2 separate regions of the Homo sapiens genome follow, and region 1 is linked to region 2. Evidence: chromatin loops called from intact Hi-C (ENCODE). Cell type or tissue: CD14-positive monocyte. All regions are shown on one strand. Links, peaks and the distances in the headings refer to the core of each region. The heading gives the core; the rest is flanking DNA. Region 1 overlaps COPS8-DT (COPS8 divergent transcript). Region 2 overlaps COPS8-DT (COPS8 divergent transcript).

The links. Hi-C counts contacts between places; a loop is a spot of excess contacts. Peaks named below come from ENCODE experiments on the same cell type or tissue, not always from the same donor. Only the 100,000 strongest peaks of a DNase experiment are listed, where the experiment ranks them.
Region 1: it touches region 2 in a loop (2.7-fold over the local background); 3 of 110 quality-filtered maps call a loop at or near these places.

Annotation. Positions count from the first base shown.
Region 1 is chr2:237,022,221-237,027,592 of GRCh38, forward strand. The region is part of intron 1 of COPS8-DT (COPS8 divergent transcript); the gene reads right to left. Among named protein-coding and RNA genes, the nearest start is that of COPS8-DT, 61 kb to the right of the region's middle. In CD14-positive monocyte, for the core only: no CTCF peak of the experiment used is centred there; a DNase peak (open chromatin) is centred at 3,081.
Region 2 is chr2:236,969,709-236,975,080 of GRCh38, forward strand. All of the region lies in intron 1 of COPS8-DT (COPS8 divergent transcript), which reads right to left. Among named protein-coding and RNA genes, the nearest start is that of COPS8-DT, 110 kb to the right of the region's middle. In CD14-positive monocyte, for the core only: no CTCF peak of the experiment used is centred there; DNase peaks (open chromatin) are centred at 1,973, 3,273 and 4,643; H3K27ac peaks cover 2,784 bases.

The DNA of each region.
Region 1 (5,372 bases), core at 283-5,282, 53 kb after region 2:
CAGTGAGCCGAGATCATGCCACTGCACTCCAGCCTGGGCAACAGAGTGAGGTTTCGTCTCAAATAAAAGAAAAAGAAGAAAAAAAAGAAAGAAAGGAAGGAAGGGAGGGAGGGAGGGAGGGAGGGAGGGAGGGAGGGAAGGAGAAAGAAAGAAAGAAAGAAAGAAAGAAAGAAAGAAAGAAAGAAAGAAAGAAAGAAAGAAAGAAAGAGAAAGAAAGAAAGAAGGAAGGAAGGAAGGGGAAAGAAAGAGAGAGAGAAAGAAAGAAAGAAGGAAGGAAAAAGAGAGAAAGAAGGAAGGAAGGAAAGAAAGAGAGAAAGAAAGAAAGAAAGGCTCATGTTATCATGTTAGCTGTTTATCACTGGGCCCTCTGGACTATCTTCCCACTTGAGGTGACACAGTTGAAGAGAGCTGTCCACCTAGAGCTGGAGAAGCCACCTTTGACAGCCCATCTGCGGCACTTCCTACCTTCTCCCGATCTGCCCGCTAGTGCTCATGGTAATAGTAGTACCTCTGCCACCCTCTGCTGCCACCGTCAACTAGTCGCATCTCAGTGGCTGCTGGCAACCTTGGGTTCTCATCTTTCTCTCCATCCGGTCAGATAATGCTTTCATCGTTACATGTTTTCGTTTGATTTCTTTCCTCCATTGGATCTCCTCTGGGAGAAGGGGTTGGGAGTTGGGGACCTTACCAAAATAACTCTTTCAGTTTTGCACTTTCAGGACATGAAGTTGTTTCCTCAAGGAAAATGAAAACTGGGTCAGAAAAGGTTCCAGTGTACCCCCACACTATACCTGAAATGTCCCTGCTTCCTCACACCTCCCCCCACCAGCCTTCTTACTCATGTGATTTTTCTCTCAGGAATCACTCTATCCTTCGGCAGTTTGTCTTCTATCCCCTTCCCACCAACTCTTCCAGGTCAGACACATCTCTACATCTCTGTGGCCAAGCTTCAGCACTTCCTATTGAGCTCCTGAGCCTCCTTTAAATTAAAAAAAAAAAAATGGCTGTGCATCCGCTTCAATGTCCCCAAATACCCACAAGCACATGGATGGATTTGCCAGCTCAACACCCAGAAAGGGTTCTAGAAAGTGTGGAATCACCTAACTCCATGCAGGGTCCAGACAAGGCTGCTGTTCTAAACCCAGTCATACAGTTTGATTAAAATCTTTGAAGAATATAATTCAAATGGACAAATATCGAAACGTGAACTGTGATTTCTGGGTAGTGTGGGTGATATTCACTCTTTTTCTTTTTACTTAGCAGTATTGCTTGATGTTCCTATAATATCATATTAGCATTTTGCAATAAGTTATTCATTGTAATTGAGATATGGGGGACTGACACAGGCAGTGGCAGTGAGAATGGAGAGAGAAAGAAAAAGATATGAGAGTATCTAGAGAGTCCTAGACCTGGTGACCAAGAGAGTGACCAGGAGCTAGGAAAACACCAACCAAAACAACCACTAGACAGCATATAAATATTGGAATTACAGAAGGGACATGTGGCAGATGCCAGGGTCTCCTTGACATCCTTTCTTCCTCTCCCATTGTTCAGTAACTGAGTTCTTTGGGGCAATGGACTCCATGCCAGTTCTACAGGTCCCCACCCCACCACAGGTCTCTGTCAAGGAGCCAGACACCATCCACCTGATGTGGTTCAAACAGCACAGTTCTGAGCCATTCAGCAAATGATATTCCCCTGGCCACACTGCTCACTTCAAGGGTGATCCAACCAGCATAAAGCTCTAGATTTGAGCTTGAGAGTTGTGGGAAGACCTCCTCCCGGCTATTGTGTGTATTTAAAGAAGCCCAGGCTGCAACAGCAGCCATCCTAGGTCCAAGAAGGCAGCCAGCCTTGGAATGAAACCAACACAATAGAAGGCCAAGCAGCCAGACAGGAACAAATTGGATCCCTGATGGCAGCATGGAGCCACTGGATTTGCTGACCCAAAGTCTATCCTGCCACTGGGCTTTCCAGTTTAATGAGCCAATTAATTGCCTGATAATTTAAAGTGTCCTGGCTAATTCAGAGCTGGCTGGGAATGGGGTGGAAGATGAGAAAGACAGCTGCTAAATCCCTGCAAGATGTTCAGGACCCATGTCCAGGAGGCAGTTAAAAAGTGGAACTTGGACCTTGAACTCAGGATAGAGACTTAGACTCAGGAATGAACCTGGGGGTTACTAAAATATGTATCAGTCAGCTACTGCTGCATAACAAACTACCTCCCCAAACTCAGAAGCATGTGAGATGGTCAGCTGTGGGGGCTCTGCTCATTGCTGCTAAGCTTGGCTGGACTCAGGCTCCACATGTTTGTTAAGACTCCCAAAGCAAATCACATAGTTGAGTCCATCTTCAGTTGGCTGGAGAATGTATATTCTGCTTCTGCTTCAAAGTTGTATTGAAAAGGGTGTGGTTTCAGGAAGAAATAAAAGCTATGGGACAATATTGCTCTCCATCACATGGTGTCATTCCAGGTGAAGCCCAGGGCATGGATAAAATACCCTAAAGAAAATATCAATGAGATAAGGGGACACCAAAGTCTATGGAGCAGAAGATGGGCATATGAAAAAGGTTTTAAAAAGAATCTTCACTTATTGATTGTATAGCTATTTATTGAGTTCCAACTATGGGTTGGGCTCTGTTTCTATTTCTGGGGTGGGAAAGCTGTCAAAAAAAACCCTGCATCATGAAGCTTCTATTCTAGTAAGACACTGGGGAGACCAACAATATACAAGATAAATAATAAAACACGTAGAATGTTAGCTATTAAGTGTTAGTATAAGAATATTTAAAGCAAAGAGGAGAAGTGGCTATGTAGTGAAGGGAGGAGGGGTGAAATCATAGTGTCCCTGGCCAGAGAAGGATGCACTAAGAAGGTGTGAATGAAGGGTCGAAGGAAGTCAGGGAGGGAGCCATGCAAATACCTTCGGGAACAGAAGGAACAGAATGTGCACAGACACAAAGCAGGGGTGTGTCGCGTGTTCAGGGCATAGTGCATAGGGCAGTTGGCTTGAACAGAAGGAATGGGGAAGAGAAGTAAGAGATGAGTCAGTATGACAGGGCCACTCACAGCCTCGCACGTCATGAGGACTTTGGTCTGGAAGGAGTGAGCTGGAGGCCAGGGGGGAGTTTTGCTCAGAGGAATGACATGATCTGATTGTAACAGGATCCCTGTGGCTGACTTAACTGACAAAACTGATATTAATTTTACTGATGTTGACAGAAGGCTATAGCAATGCAGAGGGGAGAGGGCAGGGGAGCTAGATCTGATGCAGGAGGATCATTAAAAGGCTATTGTGGGGAGCTGGGAGAAGCTGATAGGGGCTTGGAGCAGGGTGGGTTAGTATAGGGGGGAGAATGTGACCTGATTCTCAAGCCAACCAACATAATCTGCTAGGTAGTTTCATGTGGGGTGTAAGAAGTAGAGAGGAATGAACGTTCGCTCCAAACTTAAGCAATTGGAAGAATTCACTGAAATTGGAGACAGATGTGAAGAACAGGTTTGGTGGAAACATCAGAAGTCTGATTCAAACATGGTGAGCTTCAGATGCCCACTGAATGTCCGAGAGCAGCAGATGTCAAGGAGAAGCTCAGGTGCACCAGTCTGGAATTCAAGGGGAAGGCCAGGGCCAGCGAGTATATTTGCCAGTGGTCAGGATATAGATGATATCTAAAGCCAGGAAACAGCATGAGGTCCCGTAGGGGTGAGTGAGGACAGAAAAGAGAGGGGCTCAGAGGACTGAGCCCTGATGACTCCAACGATGACCAAGGATTACCTTGACTTTCAAGGTCAGAGAGATGAGGAGGAGCCTCAGCTGTGCTTGGGGGTGGGGTCAGCTGTGGGTACGGGCTGCCCAATCTGAGGAAGGTGGAGAGCATTTCAGGGAAAAAAGAGAGAGGCTCCAGCTGGATCTGAAGCTGATGGGGAGGTAGAGTATGACGAGGGCCAAAATCCTCCTTTAGATTTGGTGACTGGGATGCCAGTGATTATCTTAGTCAGAATACCTTCAGGGTGTGGCAGAATCAAAGCTAGGCTGTGGCTTCTGAGATTTCAGGGGCTTTTGGAGGAGGAGGAAATGGAGGTGGTGAACTTGGACAAACATTTAAGAATGTTTGCTACAAAAATTACAATGATGATGATGGTCGCTCACTAATATCCATCATCTATTCTAAACACTTTACATGCATTGAATCAATGGAAAGCAGCACAAAGAGATAAGGTGGTTTCCTGACACTAAACCGGGTCCCAGAAAGGTGTGTGCCTTTGGCTGTGGTGTGTGTGCAAATACCTGAAACCACAGAGCAGGTGGACAGGCTGAAGGGAAGGAGGCAGTGACAGAAGAAGCAACAGACACCGGGAGGAGGGGATGACTGGGAGCCCCAGAGCCTGGATCTATTGGATGGAATTCAGAGCCAGACAGAGGGACTCACCTGAGTGAAGAAGGAGATGCACGCTCTGTTCCCAAAGGAAGAAGGGAAGAGTGGCGAGAGAAATTTCATTAACTTACTAAGAAGGAGGCCAGGAGGCCAGGTCATTTGGAGGAGAGAGATGAACAGGGTATGGGAGATACTGAGCAGCCGCAGATGGCCTCATTGGGAATGGAGACCAGGTGGGCTGTGTCTACCAGAAGTGCCGAGCGGCCCGAGAGCAGGGGGCCCAGGAATGGATGAGCAGAGTATCGGTGCCGAGAAGTCACCAGAGGAAAAAGAAACTGAAGGGAGGAACATGAAAGAGGATGGAGTGACGGCCCACAGGATCGGGCTTGGCAAGGACAGAGTTAACCCTGGTGGGAAACATGGAGTTGGGGAGGGCAAGGAAGGGAGGAAGGATCTGAGGGAGCTCATGGGGGAGTGCAGTGTGTCCAGGGACAAGAAGGAGGCATGGGAAGCCCAGGGTGCATTCATTTCAGGGGTATTTGCTGAGAGGCCGCTGTGCACCGTGCACTCCCTCGGAGCCCTGGGCACATTAGGAGGTGGCATTTAGAGTGGCCTAGGGGGCAAGAGCCGGAGTCACAGAGTAGATGAGACTGCCCAGGAGACCATGAGTTAAGAGACAGGAGACTCAAGGGTAGAACTTCAGGGGAAATGTCTCTTCCATGAAAGGGGTGAACAGGAGAAGTTGTGCCAGAGCCCTAGGGAAGGAGGAAAGCTCCCGACCCCCAACCTCTACCCTACCTGCCATCTGCCCACTTCCATGAGCTCCATGAGTGAGCCCTGAAACACAGGGGAGGAGAGAGGTTACAGGGTAAGGGGACTGCATCTGACCACCTGACTGAGGAACAGTCTTCCTCTACAGGAAAGTCATTCTCCCCTTCTGAAGGTGCGGCTTAGAGACGGGAGGACACTTAGGAAGCAGTGAGAAATTGGATATG
Region 2 (5,372 bases), core at 214-5,213:
TATTTATTTCACTAAGCATTGAGCCATTGATTATATTAAAACAAAAATACAGACACACACATTTTTAAAGACAAAATTGAGACAACTTCAGCTTCTCGCTGGCTGCCCCCCAGCCACTCCTCCAGCTCCTGGGATCACACACACACATGCACCACCGTTGGGGATAATTTGGTGAAAAATGTCTAAAAGATTCAGGCCGACAGAAACCACAAATGTCAACAGGAACCATCCTCCGTTCTTTACAACTACACTTAGAATGCTAACCACAGACGAGGTCCTCAGGCGCTCTCCCCCCGACCCCTCACCTTTCTCCCCGTCACTCTCTCCAATTTAGTTCTTTCCTGCCTTGGCTCCTATAGGAACCAATAATTACTAGGTCTCCACAGCCTTGACTCTCCTGGAGTGAAAAGTGAGTTCTGGGCGCCATCTCGATTTTATCAGACTGGAAATCGTTTTCAGTATCAGCAGCCTTTCTCTTCAGGAAGGTGAACCAGCTTAACCACAGCTGAGCGTGGGGAGGTGGGAGGCAGACTCCCTGCGAGGCTCAACCTCGAAGGGCCAATGGCTGAGCAAAGCTCTGCGTCTGCAAACAGTGGCCTTCAAGGGTTTTCTGGGTGATTCTCAGCCTCTTTCCTGGGCTGTCTCTCTCCAGACACCTCCAACTTCCTCTCCGGGCCTTTGCACAGCCTTCTCTGTCTGCCTGGTTTCTCCTATGTGTCCTTAAGAGCCAGCTCTGATACTAGTTCAGGCCACCTCCCTTTTTAGTCCAGCTAAGCTAATCACTACTGTAACCAGGTGGTGAGCTGGCACATCTGAATCACCAAAGGGCTGATTAAAGCACAGATTGGTGGGCCACACTCCCAGAGATTCTGATTTTGTAGGTCTTGGGAGATACCTGAGAATTCGTATTTCTAATATGGAGCTCTTGGCTGCAGCTGCTTCTTGGGGACCACCCTTCAGAACCATTGCTCTAACCTTGGCTACTCAAATCGTGGTCCACGGACCAGCATCATCAGCATCACCTGGGAGCTTGTTCACAATTCACAATCTCAGACCTAATAGGCCTAATGAATCAGATTCTGCATTTGAACAAGATCCCCAGGGGATTCCAGTGCACATAAAAGATTGCAAAACACTCCTCCAAACTGAGCTTCTGGAAGACAGAAACTTTTTCTTACTTTTCTGTGTATTCCCAGTACCTGGCACAGGACTGAGTAGGATGCAAAGGCTGGGGCTGGAGCAGTCATTCTAGCCTGAGAGCAAACCCACCCTGGACAGGTCTGCCCACGTTGGTGCACATCAGACTGACCAGCACACACTCCCAGCAGGTCATTTGGCACTTAGAAGAAAGAGCAATCAGCATCTCCAATGACCCACTACCCACTAGGTTCTGAAATCTCACAAAAGCATACCATCACCTTTACACCTGGTGACTTAAAAGTCAAACCCGAGTTAGCAAAAGGAGAGTTTCCACATGTATGTTCTTACACTCTCTTTCTGGAAGGGGAGACTGACTTCCAAACCCCGGGGCAGCTGCTCATAGGACCTAATCCGGCAGGCTGCAGCTCCTGGCTGCCTGGGCTCCGACTGGGAACTCCATTTTCTATTTACAGCTTTTTCCTCATTTTGTTGTTGTTGCTGCTGAAAGTTCCTACACTTACAAACCTTTTATCTGCCAAGCCCCCGGGCTGACTATCACAGGACTGGAAGTGTGGCGGTGTGTTTGATGATGGATAAGCTCACCTCCATGCCTGCTCCCGATCATTTAGGACACAAAACTCTGTGCTCTGGAGCGAGCGTGGGCTGCCATCAGCTAAGCAGATGGATAATGTGGGAGACAGATCAGCACATCTGGCAGAAGAGGCCCAGAATTGGGTGACAATGAATGTTTTCATCTGGGCAGATGTAACAAAATCTCCTCGCTCCCTGCATGGACTACTCCTTGAGGAAGTAGCCCACGTCTGAGCAGCGTCTTGCATCAGTCACCACGCAGTTACTTCACTTCGGTGCCCTCGAGTGAGAAGTGGAGGAGGTCAACTTGATATAAAAGCTGTACAGCTAAGTTTTGCTCAGAAAGTACCTTGTAAAATAAACATATGGGTAAGGCCATTTAAAAGAGCCCATTATTATGTGTTAGATTATGGACGGAGCCCTGAGCAACCAGGAGCCAGGGCAGGGGGCTGAGTCCAGGGACAGAGGCGTTCCCAGGAGGAAGGGGCACAAACTCTGCACCTGTGATTCCAACTCATGCTCGCGTTTCAGCCGATCCGCCCCCCTCCTCTCCCCGATACTGCCCGAAAGCATTCTTTCCTATAACGTGCGTTTCCCGGGGCAGAATGTGTGTGGTGGCAGGAAATGAGGGCTGAGCGTTACCAGCTAGGAAGGGGTTTTTTGTGTTCCAACATTGAGGTCCTGGAGTTAGCTCTTGCCTCAAAACCCGGTTTCTTTTTTGCCAGCCCACCAGCCCAGGATGGGCTCACGCCGAGGCTGACGAAACCCAGTCCTGAGTCAAAAACATCTGCCTCCTGCCCGTTTTCTTTCCCAACTCCACATGGTGGGGCCTCCAGGGGCCTCGGGACCACCTCGACCGCATGTCTATGGGGTCAGATGCATCAGATACCATCGCCACCTCTGCCTTCTTATCACCAAGGCTGGCTCAGGGTGAGCCGAGCAGGAGGCTGTGGGCCTGACCTGTTGCTGCTTCCCTTATTTCATCCTTTTGTCCCCCAAAGGATGGGCCATTTGCCAAACAACAATGGAGGCTTCCCCGGGACCCTGTTTTCTTGACATTTCCCTTCTTTGGGACACTTCCCTCAGCACTCAGCCAGCAGCCCTGGAGGGTGCAAGGCATTTCACAGCAGGACAAGGGTCTTTGAGGGCAACATCTCTGTGCATTGAGGGTGCTGTATGTTTGGAGACCGACCTGGCTTTTCTCACTCTCCTAGCACTTCTAGTTTGGCTTCACCACCAACCTCCCCTGGAGACCGCTGCCTTTCTTCCAAGTTCTGGGGTCACTGAGGAAGCCGCTGCCTGTGCACTGCCCCAGCTCAGCCCCTCCTGGTACGAAGGTCATGGCATATCCATCACGACTGTAACCAGCAGATCCCTGGACTCTGCCCACAGAATTCCCCGAGCCGGGCCCTCCCTCCTCCTGACCGGGGGCAGCTCCTCCTCCCAGCCTCATCTGCTCTCAGGTTTCTCTGCTGTCTGCCTCACAGCCCCACCCCACATTCATCATGCTCTTTGAATTCAGAATTTCACTGAAATCCCCAAGGTCTTTCCTTACCATACAGCCTTAGTCACTAACTTCACAGATGTCATGAACTTCCCATTCCTCTTCTTCATGATCTCAGACAAATGTTAGCATCCAACTTTGCATTCTTACAACACAGCTATTATTTCATTATCATGATTATTCTTCATGCCACACTCTGAGGTTTGTTTCCGAATCAATAGAAGATCATAGGTTTGGCCCCTGGTGCTCACCTTGCCACGTCCACCTGGCTTTATTTTCATAGCATTATTCTTTTCTATTTGGGTAACGGGCTGGAAAACCTCCAAGTTGAGAGGCTGTGGCTTTTTCCCAAATCAGAAAGCAAGCTGAGGGTGGTAAAGGAAAAGAACCCTTTTTCTTTTAAACTTGCTTCATGGTTGAGAGGTTGTGTTGTCACATGTGTGTGAGCTTGTGCACGTATGCATTTGAATCTCTGTCTGTTTCCTTCTGATCTTGGCCATATGGCCACAGTGCCTTGGGATCAATCTGGGAAGGGATAGTGGACTCTGGTTTGGCAAACCTAACGTCCATTCCCAAATCACTTCTCTTTTTCCTGACTCCAAGAGGAGACTGAAAGAGCTAAATGCTCACTCTCCCAGTCTTTTCAGCAAGGGGCAGCCAGGGGATAAATATTTCATAAATATTCATGACTCCTCTTATACTTATTGAATATGTATATTTGGCCACCTGCTTCAGCATAAATTCCTGTCTTATTTTCTCCACCCTCAAAGTGCCTGTTTCCAGCTTCTGGCCGGAGGCTCTGCTTCCCAGCCTATCAGAATGGCCACCCTGCAGGATACAACCCTTTAGGAGAAATAAAGCTCTCCTTTCCAAATGCATGAACCTTGTCATTCTTCAGCTGACGGTAGGATTTCGGAAACTTCACAACAGAATTACATAAGTGTCTGCGGGGAGGGAGGGGAGCGACAGAGAGAATGCTGGGAGTGGGGAAGGTGAAACCACCTTTGCAAAATTATGCCAGTGAGAGAAATATGACATGCCTGACTCCATCTTGCCTCTAGCCTCACTGGCTGGATGTCTTTGCTCATTCTTGGGCGTGGGCCAAACTAATTTGGGAGAAATTTGGTTTCCAGTTTAAATAATGATAGCCCTTCCCCTAAACTCAACTTAGGGTTAGGGTTCTTGGTTTCATTAGTTCTAGGTCTCATCAGTTCTTGTAAAACTAATGAAAGACCACCAAGTTAGGAGGATGAGAAGGGCTTGAATTCTAAATAATTACCAGCCATTATTCCAAAGGTCATAAGACTTGCAACTTCCCCAATTACTCTTGCAGATAACATCACTATTGCAGAACCTATGATTGGCCTTTTGAGATGTCTTTTTAGGTTTTTGCATTTCTGACACACTGATGACCCCCACCTGGACCTGCCAACCAATCCTATGGCCCTCACCCAGGAACTGACTCAGCACAAAAGGACAGCTTCTATTCCCTATGACTGCATCTCCAACCCAACTAATCAGCCTGCCCCCTACTCCAGCCCCCTGCCCACCAAACTATCTTTGAAAAATCCCTAGCCTCCAAGCCTTCATGGAGACTGATTTGAGTAATAACTCCATCTCCCATGTGGGGTGGCCGGGCTGGCCTCACATCAATTAAACTCTTTCTTTACTGCAATGCTGTGATCTTATTATAGGAGTTATTAAGAAATTATTTTAGGCAGATAGAGAGGAAAAGGGGTCCTTGGAAAGTTTTTGTTTCTTTTAAAGCAGTTCCAGAAAAGTTTTCTTGTCTGGCAGGAAAGCCCCTGGTCTTAGAGCTGGGCTGGCAACCTTTGATATGCAAATGCAGGCCATTAGAAACTGGGTACCCCCAAACATGGAGATTCCCCCTCTCTTCTTCTTGCCCTTGCCCCCACATGTGCCTGACAGCATGGCCGCCCCCTTTTATGCCCACACGTGTAGAACATCATGGCACCCTGCATTTGCATATTAAAAGGCTAGAGCAGGAGGACCAGTTTTTTCACGGGCTACGTGAGTGACCTACCTGGTCAAACCAATCCCCTGAGCCCTACGCAAATCAGGCACCACCTTCTCCAGCTTCCTCACGTAAGCAGACACATTTCCGCTGCACACAGGG